Regions from separate parts of the Homo sapiens genome. Here region 1 is linked to region 2. A link is a loop called in an ENCODE intact Hi-C map of the cell type or tissue named here. Cell type or tissue: GM12878. All regions are shown on one strand. Each heading gives the region's core, and the rest is flanking DNA. Links, peaks and the distances in the headings are about the cores only.

Region 1 (8,341 bases), core at 25-8,024, 710 kb before region 2:
ATTGAGCACCAGGGTTGAGCAGCTGGCACTCCCAGCTTGGTAGGCGATCCCAATCTCACTCACTCTCACTACATTCTTCCAGAAGTTGCATGCTAAATGCAAGAGTCTCACCTTGTGCTAAAAAGTTGATAGTTAAGTCGATTCTTAAAATGCAATTGCATGGCTGGTTAAAATACTTCTGTGGAGCTTCATTTTGGAAAGAAATCTAGAATAGTAATAGGATCCTATTAAATACAATATGCTATTTTTCTTTTTTTAATTAAGAATTTTAAAAGGACCTGTATCCTCCTTTGGTCCCACCTGCTGTCCTGATCCACTTTGTACTTGTACTTCTCCTCCCACACAATAATCCTTCATTTGTGTCTGCTCAGGAGCAAATCATTCTTATTGGTTGATGCAGATTTTAATGTAAGGCAGAAAAATTTTGCTGTATACCATCTGCATAGAAATTACTTGGAAAGCAGAATGATGCTATGCATACAACAGGTCTCTTCTAATGGCCACAGAACATTTGGAGCGTGGTTTTTCCTAACAAAACCATTCACGGAGAAGTTCACACAAGAGGGTGAAAAGTCAAATGCTTGGGACACTTCAGTCATTCCTCCAGCAAAAAGAACAATCTGAAAGTGCAGGCCTCATGGAAATTAGCATACATTAAAATTACCTTCCATTATGCAAATGTTCTTGTATAAATCACTTGAGGAATGGGACAAAAAAAAAAAAAGAAAAAAAGAAAAAGAAAAGGATTTTGGGTGGATCCCCAGGACTACAGTATGATACAAAGTTGATCAAGAATCTTTTACTTTGAAAAGAAGAAGAATTAGAGTCCAGTAAGCTACATTCACCACTGGTCTCCAGTGGAGACTAATGGACTAATTGGAATAAAATATTTCTCAAAGATAGCCACTATCCTTTCTAAACCTAAAAGGGGTTATTCAGCCTTTATTATAATTTAGTCATTCAGCATATAAGAAATGAAGAATAACCATAAATACATGATAGTAGCATTTGTGACACATATTCAGATACATTCGTGTGTAAAACAGGGTTTTGTTTTCCTCCAGATTCCATTCTAAATAATGTAGTGATATCATAGATTTCCTCAAACTCTAAGCACAAAGAGAATCTCTGTGAAAGTAAGATGGAGCCATTTTCTGATGATTATAAATATAGCCATTTTTTCTAAAAGAGAGAATTATGAATTACATCAAAATTAGACTGGCTTTTAATCCTAGGTCAAAAATATATAAAAACCCTTATTTTCAATGCAAATACAATTCCCCATTGTAAAACTTCTGTGTATGAATTTATTACATAGGCCAAACTTTCCCTAAAGGAGGAATCTCAGAGCAATTTCATGAAGGATATAAAGATCTCGAAGACATAAAACATAGATCTCATTAGAAAACACCAGTTATGGGCTTATTTCTCATTTCCTTTCTTCTCCTCACCACCAGTTTTCTTTCCCTGAATCCCAATCACTCCCACTTCCAAACCCCTTTCTTCTCCTTTTCTATTATTTTCCTTTTCATTAGAAATAGCATGAGGTACAAAACAGTTATTCTGTCATTTAGCAAATAGTTACTGAGGCCTTATGACATCTGTGGTAATACATTGCTAAGATATTGCATCAAGCATGAAATAACATCTTGCCTCCCCGTCGTTACAGGTACCATTTTGCCCCTTCTGTTTTCCCAACTCTCTTGGACACGATCTCTGAGTAGCAGTAAAAGGAAAACTTAGGGAATACTGAGAAATCGTCTCTATGATGGTTTAACAGATGTGTTAAGGTTAAAATAATACACATTTTTAATACCTACACTTTAACCTCTCCATTTCCTTCCTTCAGCATTCAAATTACCTGAAGTCTATTTCATCTTAAAAACCTAAAAGAAAACAAAAATCTTTCCCTGGATATCACTTTACCTCCAAAGGCAGATAGGTCTGGAGCTTTCTTTTGGGGATATTTTTCTCAATTTTTATTCTCTTCTCCACCCACACCATTCTGGTTTCTGTACCATCATCCTTCCCAGGACGAAGAGTGGAGCTAGGCCTCTAATAACCAGTGAATCCAAGAGGGCCTTTCAGATCCGTATCTTGCTTGGCATCTCAATGGCATTTCAATGGCCATGGGCACTTCCTTTCCTACAGGATCTCTCCTCTGAGATGTCAGGACACTCCAATTTACAGGTTCTCTTCCAGTAGGACCTGTTCCAAGGTTCTCTCCTCTAGCCTTCTCTGTAAATCCACTTCCCCCTCAGCCCATACCTTGAATACTGAAGTTCCTCAGGGCTATGTCTGTATGTAAGCCCTCTTTTAATTCCCTGTATAATCATATCCACTCCCTTGTTTTGAATTCCCCTTCCATGCCAATGCCTTCCAAATCTATATTTCTCCCTGTATCCTTATAGCATGTCCCAACGCCCACTTAATCCAAATATCTACTCAACATCTCCATTACAGGCCTTTCAGAAAATACAAAATTCGTGTGCTCAAAACAGGACCCATTCATGTGGGTGCCACTCTCGGCATTCCTTATTTCAGTAAGGCCACCACGAAGCACCCTGCAAAGCGAAAACCAGGATAGCACCCTTATTCCTCTCTTCACACCATGCTATCCTTACTAATAAATAATCTAACAAATAAATAACACTGTGCTGCAGAGTCTACAAAATTTAATAAGTTTTCAATCTGCCACTTCTCGGCATCTCCACCACCTCCATTCTATTCAGCCCATTAGCACCTTTTGTTTGGAATGATGAAATAAGCCACAGAAACATTGTCTCATAATGTAAACCCGACAATTGCATTCCCTAGCTAAAATAACTACTTTGGGTTCTTTCTGCCCAAATCCTGCAAATGTTTACGGGATGCTTCACAATCGAGCTGCAGGTGCTCTCCACCTTGTCACTGGGCATGTTTGGTCTCTGCTGCCCTCGGGACTCTAGTATGCTGCTCTTTCTGGGGTCACTGAACATGATGGGGGTCATCTCACATCCACCTTCACACAAATGTCTCCCTATATGGAACTCCTCCCTTTCTTCGAACTTTTCACTTAACTACATCCTGTTTCAGATCTCATCTTAAAAGGCTTCTTAGGGATGTCTGCCTTGAAACTCAAATGAACAGTTTTATGGCTACATGTTTAAATACTATATAATTAGTACATACTACAAATGCATTTAACATAAGATTGCACATTATAAATGTCATAATACTTCCAAATGAAGACCAGATATAGTAAAACAAGTTGATGCCAGGCACAGTGGCTCATGCCTGTGATCCCAGCATTTTGGGAGGCCAAGGCAGATGGATCATTGTTTGAGCACAGGAGTTTGAGACCAGCCTGGGCAACATGGCAAAACCCTGTCTCTACAAAAAATACAAAAATTAGCCAGGCATGGTGGCGCATGCCTGTAGTCCCAGCTACTGAGGAGGCTCAGGTGGGAGGATTGCTTGAGCCCAGGAGGTGGGTTCAGCTGTGAGCTGAGACTGCCCCACTGCATTCCAGCCTGGGTAATAGAGCTAGACCCTATCTCAATAATAATAATAATGATAATAATAATAATAATAATAATACCAATTGGTTATCTAGTTTACCTCATTATCTTATTAATGCTATCAGGTCACTACTGCAATACTTTTGAATTTCTATATTCCTACATTTATCTCTAAGCCACCTTGAAGGTAGATATTGAGGAAGATCCTAAGCTTCTCCGCCACACTTTTGTGATCACTTCAGCTGTTGCCACAGTGTGGGAATAAAAGGAGACTATATCTTTGTTTTACAGCCTTGACAAGGCATTTACATTTTTAAACCTTCTTAGTGTGCCTCCCCAGTGAGATAAAAAATCACCACTCTCTTTGGGAGGGGTATGATACATGCCCCCTGCTTCCACCCCAATACCACCTCACCCCACCTGGGGAAGGGAAGCCTGATGCATAAACCAATCACATAGAGAAGTGAGTGCATTAGAGGCAACACCGTCTCATTTGGTCTAATTTGTATATAGGTTGCACCCTACAGTTTTCAGATCAGCCCACAGTTCCCAAGAGAGTCTACCATTTCCCTTAGGGAAATAGATCGGATCGGGCAGATACCTAGCACAGCCTCCTAGGATTTGGTGAAAAATTCTTTCTTATGAGTAATGTTTTACACCATAAATCAAACTAGTTTTTAGTGGTGGTATTCTCCTCCTCCTGTAAGCATTCAACCTCAGTTAACTTCACTGGAGGGTTTATTGTTATCTTTTGTTTCGGTCTCACCTTAATAAACTTTCTCTTTTTAGCAGTGTGCTGCTATTGTGGGTTTTGCTGTTATTTGTATTATTATCATACACAAGGATATTTAAAAATAGCTTATCAAATGGATACAGTTACTTAAAGAGGTTACTAAATTCATTGTTAGTCATTTGATAAGCATCTTCTGAGGAAAAAAATTCTGTGCCAGTCCCTGTGCTATTAACAGGACCCTGTGAATGAAACAGGCATTAACCTTTACTCCTTGCTCATGAAACAGACAACTAGTGGGGGAGAGAGGAAATAAACAGTCAAAATGATACCAAATACTGTAATTGTAAGCATACAAAGAAAACAAACATGGTGAAATGCTAGCAGTAAAGAGTGAGCGACAATTTAGATAGGGTAGCAAAAAAAGACCTCTCGAAACTTGATATTTTGGCTGAGACCTAAAGGATGAAAAGCCAGACGTGGTGAGGCAGATGTGAGAAGGGGGCGGTTCTACACAGTGGGAACAGTGTATGCAAAGGCCCTGATTTGGGGACAGCTTTCGGCATGTTCTCAAAATGGAAGTGACAGAGGTAAGCAGAAGCCACAACCCGCAGGGCCTTTTTGGTCATGGCAAAGACTTTAGGTTTAATTCATGTATAATGAGCTGCTATTGGAGGGCTTTAAACAGGGGAATAACATGATATGATTATAATATAATCTGATTGATATCGTCCTTGGGCTGTTGTGTAGGAAATGGATTTGTGGGGTTGGGAAGAGAGAGTAGGCAAAGTGGCCAGGTGGGAAACTATTGCTGGAGTCCAGGAGAAAAACGATGGTGGACTAGGAAGGTGGCAATGGAAAACACATAGAAATGGAGAGCTTCAAGATATACTTTGTGAATAGAAACACTGGGATTTGCTGATGGATTTAAACGCAATTATGCACATTTACAAGGACATCTGACTACTATTAACCTACACAAACATTCAGTCATGACTTAACTTCACATTGTGATTATAATGGGTATAATCAGTTGGATGGATGATACTAATTTAAAGCAAAGAATAATTTAGAGAAAATATTGAAAATACATCCATTATGAAGGTTCTTTTGAAAGAATGTTAAACACCTTTTCATTTGAATAAACCCCTTATTGTCATTAGCAACATATTAACAGCTTTAGTCTACGTCTGTTAAAAACAAGTTCAGTACAATAGGAATATTGTTTTTGTCATGACTAATGTACCCTTTACTAATTTTTTTAAAGTAATGCTACGGACTCTATTAACTACAATTTTATTACCCAGTGTGTTATCCATTCCTTATCTGATCAAAACCCCTTTTCTTTGGGGTGTTCCTCTCCCATACTTTTGGGAGTACACGTGGTCCATGCCTGGCACTGTGCCTGAACTCAGTGGCCTCAACAAAATTGTGCAGGGATGGATGGGCATATACCCAAATGAGGTCTTCTCTGGATATTTTTTAATTGCACATGGAGGGTGACCGTCCATTCCAATGTAGAGCTGGGGCTGCCAGCATCGCAAAAGCCTGAGTTCAGCCTGAGCCTCAGATAATAAATCGGAGCAGAGTCAACCAGAAGAATACAAAAGAGGCAGAGTGAAAGAGAGGTTCTGAAATCAAACTAGTTTATCTCACTACAACTGGGAGTCCTAACTTATATCAAGGGAGACACATTTAATAAAGAGTATTCAAAAATATTGGGAGAAAGTTTTGAAGGTTAAAGTTAAAGATTAAAGAGATTGAAAAGCCAACGTTAGAGTTTTAGGTTTTTGTCCATTTGTTTTATTTTCTTTTAGAGGAGATTTCAACACATTTTATTTTAAATAGTTCTAACATGCCCATGGTAAAAACTCAAACTAAAAATGCACATGTGTGCTTGTGTGTACATGCCTGCATGTATGTATGTGTATATTTAAGATAGTGTATATTGCATGTATCTGGAAAGATACTTAGGAAATTATTAATCGTGCTTGTCTCTAGGAGAAGCAAGAAAAAAAAAGAATACAAGTGTGAGAGGGAACTACAGGATCTGCTAGAAATATAACCAAGGAGCATGGAAGGTAGACATGAAATAGCACATTTGAAAGCAGTGATGTGAAAATACATATAGGAATGAAGGACCTAATACATTCCGGTCCTCAATAAAATTACCACATTAGGTTACTGAAGAAAGCGACGCATCTGGGGTGAATAATGTGGGTGGTCACTATGTCTTTTGAAAGTCTCTTTAGCTCCAATGAGTAAGAAATATATTGACAGAGAACATAAAAGGCTCAAAACAATCTGCTTATAGGTATAAGAAAGAGGGCAGGTGGTATAAAATCATGTTCTGTGTGGATCTCACATAAATCTAATCCTGCTCAAATCTGTGCTAAACTTTGAAATCCTGCATTGTTAACTTATTCATATATAGATATTTCATTTCAATGAATGAAGTTGAGTAAAGAATGGTTTGCTGGGAGGAGCAGCAAAGGAAAAACAAGAGCCTCCTTCCCTAGACCAATGACTATAGACATAGAAGACAAAGAGAAGAGAAAAGGAGACAGGGTCCAGCACCTTCAGGAGAACAGAGAGGAGGCAGTGGCTGCAGTTATCTTAGGAATTCACAGAGCTGACCATGGCTGTCTCTTCTCACCTTTTGCTGGCTGCTTCCCTGTGGCCATTTCTCTTTTTCCTCTATGCATTCTACACAAGCATATTGGTGCAACTCATGGCTTTTTTAAGCTAGCTTGGATAACTCAAAGACTGCCAAATGCCTGTCTTCAACCCTCATTTCTATTCTACATACCAGCTCCATATTCCTACCTAGGACATCTAACATCTAACACAGCCACAAGTGACTCACTGTTTTCCATTCCTGAAACCTGTACTGCCTTCTGAGTTCCAGCTACACTATTGCCATTCATCTAATTATCTAAACTAGAATCTCTGAATTGCCTTCAAAAATTTATCATTTAAGATTCAACTCCAATGATAGCTCATCTGAAACTTTTACCTACTTCCTCTGAGTTATTTTTTGCACCATCAAAATTATTTTAATAACCCAATTAGAGGTGAAGATAGTAAACCAGAAAGCATAAAATGTTCTAATCTTTGTGTTAAGATTAACAGGTAAAATATGCATAGCATGTGTTTAGGATCTACATGCTAATTGTACTAATTCTCCTCTGAGTTATTAACTCTCCTGGGTACACCTACAGTATTGTGTAAATGTCTTTATTATAGCATTTATAACACCATGTTGCAGAGTTTTACTTCTGTGACATGATTTGACATTAGACTGGGAGTTCCTAGCGGGCAAGAGATATTGAATGCATTTTTCAAAACCCAGAATATAGTACGGCATCTATCACATAAATAAAGGCCCAATGATTGTTCATTGAACTTATTTATTTATACCACTTGATTACATTTCACAATTTAAGAATAATCCATTTTAAATTAGAATGCATTACTAAACTAACACTTTAAATATGCAGCATTAACTTTACATATATTTATAATCTCACTGTAAGAATATGCAGAAGATGAAAATGTACAACAGAAGTGAATATCAGGTGGATGATTTTAGCTCTGCAGCTGCTGTTATTTATACTTTAGGAATTATGAACTATGTGAATAATGGCACACAGAATAAATTCATGTGATTGCCATGTGTAGGCTATGTGCAAAAAAGAGAGGGAGAAAAGAGGGGTACACATCTGTTTTATTAAAATGGTGTCTTTGTTTAAAACAAGTATTTTTAGACTTCACAGGATGGTTGGGTACAAATCCATGACCTATACATTTTGTCTACACGGACTAGATTTCCTGCATTTTTTCTTTTTTATCTCTCATGTCAGGGGCTAATTCAGACTTACTGAAGTTATTTAGCTCAAGGAGCACGACCACATCCTTGTTATCATTTCATTGATAATTTAAGAGAGATTCTGTTTGCTCTACATTGTGTTACGTTCCCATTCCAGGCTCTCTTCAATCCCTAATGCTAAGTAAAAAGTTAAAAATAAAAGGCTTACTTCAGTTACATTCAACAAACGTGTAGATCATACATGTGCCAAGTAGTCTGCTATGGGTTGGAATACAGAAACGA
Region 2 (8,341 bases), core at 140-8,139:
CTCATGCTGTAAGTAGATTTGGAAGAGCAGGAAAATATATCTGCAATAGAAATATGGCTCTTTGAAAGTTTCAATTTCTCTCAGTCTACAATTGCAATTATGTTGTTCAAAAGTAAATGAACTGCAGAAAATCAGGCAAATTAATTGAAAACAAGCTGAGTTCTGTGTCCTGAAAAAGAAAAGAAAAGAAAACTCTTTTGTAAATAAGCAGAATTGTTTTTGCTCTGCTCACCCTTACTTATCTTTGGACAATTTCCCCTATCTGGCAAATAGTGGTGACCCCCTACATGCCTCTTGGCATTTCACGTCTCATGTTTTAAAATAGCTTTTAAAATAAATTACAGCTATGAAGTCAAGAAAAAATTTCCTCCATAATAACCTATTTTTCATGCTAGCAAATCATTAGTGTGGGAAAGTATTTCCACTTGCAACTTGTCGTCGAACCTTCTGTACTTGGTTGATATTTTTCTTTAATAAAACAAAAATTACTGAGCTTCAAAAATATCTTTCCAATTGCAAACATATTTAGGACAGGGCAAGCTGTTTGAAAATTATACCAACGGTTTGTAAATGTCATGCCCAATGCGCCAGCCAGCATGTAGCAGTTGGGTCTTGTCTACTTCAGGGTTTTGTAGAATTATTTATAGCACATTTCATCTATTTTGAAAGTCTTTTCCAGAGAAACCATGCTGGTATGCTCCTAGATAACGTGTGTGTTTCTAAACATTTGTCCTATTACTACTAGTACTCTTTGACCACAGTAAGCTCAAAGCCTTTTCATGTTCTTTGGAGACCATTTTAACACCTGGGTCAAAAGTTCCATCCAAGAACCTTTACCAGACACCCAATTCATTCAATAATTTGTCTTGAATACATTACGTCATTTCCAAAACCAAACCTTTTTAAATTTTATTTTATTTATTTATTTATTTATTTATTTATTTATTTATTTATTTAATTTACTTTTAGAGACATGGTCTCACCCTGTATTCAGGCTGTAGTGCAGTGGCTTGATCATAGCTCACTGCGACCTTGACCTCCAGATCTTATGCCATCCTCCCACCTCAGCCCCTCCAAGTAGCTGGGACTACAGGCATGTACCACCATGTTCAGCTAATGTTTTTGATTTTTTTGTAGATTCGGGGTCTCACTATGTTGCCCAGGCTGGTCTCGAATTCCTGGGCTTAAGTGATCCTCCTGCCTTGGCCTCCCAAAATGCTAGAATTATAGGCATGAACCACTGCACCCGGTCCACCAAATTGTTTAATATGCTTGCCTGTGTCACACGAATTTGAAAGTCTACTGAAAACAACTTTACATTTGCTTGCATGTTCTGATTTTAAAATAGGCATGTATATGAATTTTGGAGGATGGGGGTAGGACAGAGAGAAAAAGAAGGCAGTCAAACCAATAATGTTATATTAGTAAACATTTATATGTCAGTGAAATTATTTCATTTCTACGGCAAGCATGGTTACACTGGTATAAATAAAGGAAAGGAAGAAGTATCATTGCCATTTGGAAGCAACACAGACTTGGGAAGTTAAGGAATGTCTGGATGGAAGCACATCAGGTATGAACCAGACAAAAGTTGGTGGGAGATACCTGGTAGACTGAGACTACTACTAGAATACTTCTCCACTATGACATCTTGCTAAACTGGTTTCTCTCTGCCCTTGCTATCAACAATACTTATTTTAATAGTCTTGCCAAGAAAGCCCTTCTAGAAGAATACTTTTCATTCACGTTAGAATTTAAAGATTAGATAACATTGGTTGGAACCACAGGATATTATTTCAACACTAGGCTGGGCTTATTTTGATTATTTTTTATTTCAGGCTTACAAAAGTTGTTCATATCAAAGGCACCCACCCACTGATGTGCCAGGTCCAGAATGCACCGCCTTGTCACTCCTGGAAGAATGATGCCATCTAGTGGAGGAGTTGCCAGTTCTTCTTCTGTCAATCAGAAATTGGGACATTTTCAAACTTTCACTACATTAGGCATGCCTTATTATCAATAGCCATTTTTTTAAAAAACCATCACAATTTTGCTAGCAACAAACATAAAGAAAATTTTACTGTTCTGCATGATCAAATTTCCCAAATCAGTTCACACTTCAGGTAGACCCTTATTTAAAAAAAGAAGAAAGAAGGAAGGAAGGAAAGAAGGAAGGAAGGAAAGAAGGAAGGAAGGAAGGAGAGAGAGAGAAAGAAAGGAAGGAAGGAAGGAAAGAGAAAGAGAAAGAAAGAAAGAAAGAAAAGAAAGAGAGAAAGAAAGAAAGAAAGAAAGAAAGAAAGAAAGAAAGAAAGAAAGAAAAGAGAAAGAAAGAAAGAGAGAGAGGGAGGGAGGGAGGAAGGAACGAAGGAAGGAAGAAAGAAAAAAGAAAGAAAGAAAGAAAAAAGAAAAGAAAAGAAAGAGAGAAGGAAAGAAAGAGAGAGGGAGGGAGGGAGGGAGAAAGGAAGGAAGAAAGAGAAGGAAGGGAGGAAGGGGGGAGGGAAGGAAGGAAAGTTATCTAATCATCTTCAGTTTACCCTTAACCAGTAAAATAATGAGATGGTTTTCCACCAACAAACAGTAAGAGTTATTGCATGGTCTTAAGAGGAATATTCTGAAGTGAAAATTTACCTTAGCAGATGAAAGGTGGTTACTAATTAGAATAATGTAGATAGGGTCTTACTCAGAAAAACTGGTCATTACCAAACCTTCTAAGAATGCTATGGAGGAGGCTATCCCCAAGAAGTGTGCGTGCCTACTCAGGCTGGTCACTGCTTCCACGCTGCCCTTGGAAAGTCTAATTTTTTTTTTTTTTTTTTTTTTTTAGGTTACCCAGGCTGGAGTGCAGTGGCACCATCTCAGCTCACTGCACCCTCTGCCTCCCAGGGTCAAGTGATTCTCCTGCCTCAGCCTCCTGAGTAGCTGGGATTACAGGTACGCGCCACCACGCCTGGCTAATTTTTGTATTTTTAGTAGAGACGGGGTTTCACCATGTTGGTCAGGCTGGTCTCGAACTCCTGAGCTCAGATGATCTGCCCACTTCGGCCTCCCAAAGTGCTGAGATTACAGATGTGAGCCACCGCACCCAGCCTAAGAGTCTATCTTTAGTGATTTTCAAACCTGGTGGAGCATCAGCAACAAGTATGGAGATGCTGCCTTTGCTCTCTGAGATTCAAATGTAATGGGCTTATCAGAGTGAGCTCAAGCACGTGTACGGTTAAAAAAGAAGACATTCAAGAAACAAAACTCCAAAGCTGAGCTACTGCTCTACTGTGAGATGACTGCAGACATCCCTAACTACTGTGAGGTCTAGTAGGACAATTGTTCACAGGCATCATGCATGATCCATCAGCTGCACAAGCTCTCCTTACAGTACCCTCTGGCACTCAGCATCTCCCTTTCCTCCCCACTTCTGACACCCAGGAGTCTGAATCTAGTGAGTCCTGACACTGAGGCCACCACCCTCTCCCTCAATACATGGTGGTTCTAGGCTCGCCCACTCCACTGGGGTTACATCAGACATGCCCAACAATCAAGCTCTATCTGGAATACCAAACTCTATCTTCATCCTTCTATCCTCAAAACTGGGCATTGTGCCTAGCCCAGAGTGTATATAATAAATGTTTTTGAGTAAAAAATAAACGAATAAGTTATCTTTGCTAGGATACAGCAGTATGGCTTTTTTGAATTTTGTTTCTGAAAATCATCTGCTGAAAATTGCTTTCTGGAAAGGAGAAAATTTGTTCTTGGCAATGTTCTTAGGGCTACTCTTTGTCATGTTTAGAAGTGTTGATGATCTCAAAATAAACATGTGTTTTGCAATAGCTAGCCAACTAGATACATAAATGTATGGATCTATTTGTGTGTGTATATATATGTACACACACACACACACTTCCAGTGCCCCCAAACCGGACCTTTCCTAAAGCTTGCTGAGCCCTGAGACTACATGAAGTTAAATGAAAACAGCAGCCCCGCATGTGCAAGTGCTGTTTTGTGAAACATGTTTAACACCCAGAACTGTAACCACTAGCCTGAGGTCAAGGAACAGAACATCTGCTTCTCTGGTTGCCAGACAGAGATGATGACATGACAACATTTGGGTGAGAAATATTCATTTTCCTCTGCAACCACAAACATACTTACAAGAGCCAGAAATCACTCCAGATTGCCCAACATGAGGAAAACAGAACCTACAAATGCAGCTTGTTTTTGACAAAGAAGTCATTTTTAGGAGATGAGGAATTTAGAAGCAATAACAGCAGGATTCATCTGTGACTTCCCAAAGTCAAACACTAATGGAAACCAGGAATGTAGGTCTGCATAAGTGCCCTAAACACCATCAGCACAATTAGCCATTTATTCTACAAATACATATTGAGTGCTGTTTACCGTTTTAAGCTCTATGAATACAGCAGTGAACAAAACTGACATATCTCCCTGCTTACTTTCTAATAGACACAGGTAAACATTTATTGTGTTGATAGTATGTTAGACTACACAGGGGGAAACAAAGAAGGAAAAGCAATGGAGAATGCTGGAATGCTGAGGAGAAATGGGAAATGGAGTTTATGATTTTGATTAAGAGCTCAAGGAAAGCCAGACTGAGAATGGGATTTGTAAGCAAAGATTTGGAGGATGTCAAAGAGCAAGCGGTACAGACATCTGAGGAAGAGTGCTCCAAGTCGAGTCCGTATACACGCCTGACGTGTCCGAGAAGACTCATGATGTGGCCTGAGCAATACCGAGATTCACTGCTGTGGTTGTTTTCCCAAAGTGACTGTGAACTCAACCACAAGGCCTGGGTCTTATTTTTCAGGGTATCTCCAGGGTCCAGGATATGATACAATGCTTTGTTCAAATGGTGAATAGCAAGCGTATGGGTTAAATTACTCATCAACAGAGTGATGATGTGTGATCTTGCCACCATGGGTGCTGTTACTGAAATCAAAACTCCCATGAGTTACAAGCTGAGTGCCACACATAGTGACTGTGCACAGCACTGTGCTTTGAACACACACTATCCACCACCCCATCCACCTTCCTGCACCAGCCATCTCAACCAACAGGAGCAGTGTGTGTGGGCGCTCATGAAAAGACGGCAGGCTATTACCGAAAGAACTCTGTTTATACCTCCTATCGGTAACGTTTGTGAAAATCAGTATTGTGCTGATTTTCAACTCGTTTGTTCATTGTATTTTCTTAAAATCATATGATATAAATCAAAGTTACTTCAGAATTGCATGTCTTTTTTTTTAGCCCAAAGGTTTTTCCTAACATTCTATTTACTTCAAATATATATTCTATTTCCTTTCTCCTTATTCTGAATTTTATTTGTTCTGTTAGATGAACATCCCCAAAGTGAAGGAGTATATTAAAACTAAAGTTATCCCAGGCAACCATAATCTGAATAGTAACTAACAGTCTTAAGGTCTTGTATATTTTGCAAGAGGCAGAAGACAAACTCACTCATTTCTATTCTGACCTTTAAAAGCCATGGTGGAAATGTTTCATGATTATTGTTTGGATAAAGAACAATTTTCCACCAGGACAGTTTCTGGTGTTTCTGGTTAAATCATGTAGCTCTGATTCAGAGTGTACTTAAATTCTGACATCTCCCATCCATAAAAATAATGATGGTACCACCTCTGAATGATGTAACTGTTTTTGTTTTGAGCTGTGTGGTTTTTTGGTGGAGTTTGGGGTGGGGGTAAGAGTGGGCAGATGGGAAGAAGGGTTGAATCGGCCTATTATCTTCTAAGTGCAGAGGTCAACACTGGCTACAATCTTCCAAGTGTAGCTTTTGTTATATGTCACATACAGTAACTCAAATTTATAAATCATAAATATTCCTGTATAAATTTTATTTTCAAACAGTGCCAAGTACAAACAGCAGGAATGGAAGGATGAGAATGATCTGTATCTGGTTTTTCATATGCCAAGGACTACCAATGGCCAAGCCCAGGACAAGGCTTACTCACCATATCTTCTGTTTATTCTACCTCTGACTGCAGTATAAGACTCATCTTGTTAGTCTCTGCAACTAACACTAAAATTAGTACTTAGCTCTGAATTCAGCCACATCTAAATTACCATTTTCCTCTTTTTGTAGCCAAATAACATTAGAGCAAGAGAGGCTACTGTAGCTACTTTCAAATATAAACTGCATTTTAAAAAATTTAATTGAAACTACTAACACTGAGACTTCATAAGTATTTGGAAACATCATTTATATTTCTAGTCTCTATAATTACTACTGTGAAATGAACAACCTAAGAATGTAAACAAGTCTAAAAATACGCTTCTAAATTTGGTATGATTATCAAAATTCTAATAGAAATAAATGCCTGTTTTTCTCCCACCGTTGGCCATTTAATTCAATATCATACACGTTGCCAACACTTCACTGAACCCCTATGGTCTCTGCCAACTAATAAAAAAAAACAGCAAAGAAAAGTAATGAGTACTCAGGATATTAAAGATAATAGAGAAATATTGATATCTATAGTGGATATATGAAATTGTCTTGAATGAACCAGGATCTAGTTACAATCCCAAGATACATTGATTTATCTTTTAAAATGGTGCTCTTTAATCAGATTGAGTTCTAGAGTAAATTTGGAGAGATTGTGATACATTTTCAAAATATGTAGAAAAGGCAACAATTGTTAAAACAATTACAGCCAGAGAGTACACAAAATCCTTCCAGTAGAATCAGTACACTGCATTTATTACTCTAGCATTTTATATACGGTATATGGTGAATGACCATTGACCTGATCTGAGACCTGTGTCTCAATGCAAGGTGTTCAGATAGGAAAATTGTTGGGGAACTGCAGAAGGGATAAGGAAGCAAATCTTCCAATCATGGTAACTTAAATCCCTTAATGTGACATCTCAGTATCTCAATAATCAGTACATCTAGAGCCAGAAAAACAAAAAACGAAAAACAAAAAACCTCTAGAGCTTCTTTAAATCGAAACTCGGCCGGGTGCAGTGGCTCACACCTGTAATCCCAGCACTTTGGGAGGCCAAGGCCGGTGGATCACCTGAGGTCAGGAGTTCAAGACCAGCCTGACCAACATGGTGAAACCCTATCTCTACTAAAAAAAAAAATACAAAAATTAGCTGGGCATGGTGGCAGGCTCCTGCAATCCCAGCTACTCGGGAGGCTGAGGCAGGAGAATTGCTTGAACCAGGGTGCAGTGAGCTGAGATCACACCATTGCACTGCAGCCTGGGTGACATAGTGAGACTCCACCTCTTTAAAAAAGAAAGAAAGAAAAAAAAGAAACTTGTGTCTATTTGGGCAGCAAAAGCACAGTAGTCCTTACTTAGCCTTTGGAACTGTGCTACTTACTCCCTTGTACTAAGTTTCTAGCTCTTGTCTTTCTGGTCCTGTTGAAAATGACTGAGAAATGCACACAGTGAAATCTGAGTGGATTACCTCCATCTTCATTTATCCAGTAAAGAAAAAGATTCATAGTTCCCACTTCAGTGATCTGATGGTCCTCTCCATAGAGCCACAGGACCTGCTGACACCCATTATCTACTGCTTCACATTGGGCAAAAAGAGATGAGCCGTAATTCCTTTAAGAAAGAGAAAATACACAGGTTACAAACATACTTCATCCCCACTCCCTCATCTTCTACCCTCTGATAGCCTCAAGCTCTTAATTCACATGTGGACATAGTGAAGGTATTATGTTCTTAATATATATACACTCTCTAGTCAACTGCATAACATTAAAGGAAAACTCATTAGAAAATCTAAGTGATTTAACTGCATTCATTGGAGAGAGAACAACGTGAAACCTTGAAATTTTAACTTGAAATGTAATGATAGAAGAACACAGGTAAATAGCCAAGTTAATGAGAACAGTTAAAAGTTACTATGTTTCCACACACCAAGCAATTTTACATGAATTATTTCATTTAAATCTCACACCAATACTATGAGATAGACACTATCATTATTTCCATTGTTCAGATGAGAAACTAAGGTTTAGAGAAGTAACTTCTGTCAAGTTGCAATAGAAGAGCAGCAAGTGTGAGCGCTCTTATCTAACACCTTTTAATGTATCCAAGGAATACATAATGCCCAATGTCTAAATTCCCCTAAAAGATAGGACAAATGTTAAAAGTCTCGATGTTGACCAAAAAGTATTTCAAAAGCCTATTTTTCTCAGCCTGCACCATTCATCTCAGATTATTTAAAATGAAAGGAACACAGCACATTTTCCCGGAATGACAATTTAGTGTTATAATACTTTTAAGGTATCATCTTTTATCTAAACTTATATGGGAAAATTATGGAGTATATTATAAAATAAGGATGAATATTT

The links. Hi-C counts contacts between places; a loop is a spot of excess contacts. Peaks named below come from ENCODE experiments on the same cell type or tissue, not always from the same donor. Only the 100,000 strongest peaks of a DNase experiment are listed, where the experiment ranks them.
Region 1: a loop joins it to region 2, with 7 times the contacts of the local background. A loop is called at or near these places in 2 of 110 quality-filtered maps.

What each region holds. Positions count from the first base shown.
Region 1 is chr12:24,123,852-24,132,192 of GRCh38, forward strand. It overlaps a transcript of SOX5 not described here. Among named protein-coding and RNA genes, the nearest start is that of MIR920, 84 kb to the right of the region's middle. In GM12878, for the core only: no CTCF peak of the experiment used is centred there; DNase peaks (open chromatin) are centred at 4,150 and 4,660.
Region 2 is chr12:24,834,639-24,842,979 of GRCh38, forward strand. BCAT1 (branched chain amino acid transaminase 1) reads right to left here. Exons shown (of 11, transcript NM_005504.7): 7 at 7,444-7,586; 8 at 1,873-1,958. It overlaps BCAT1-AS1 (BCAT1 antisense RNA 1), which reads left to right. Exons shown (of 4, transcript XR_007063245.1): 4 at 1,839-1,917. Among named protein-coding and RNA genes, the nearest start is that of BCAT1-AS1, 19 kb to the left of the region's middle. RefSeq lists a silencer at 4,974-5,163. In GM12878, for the core only: a CTCF peak has its summit at 1,929 (motif pointing left); DNase peaks (open chromatin) are centred at 1,927, 4,073 and 4,883; H3K4me3 peaks cover 1,009 bases; H3K27ac peaks cover 3,305 bases.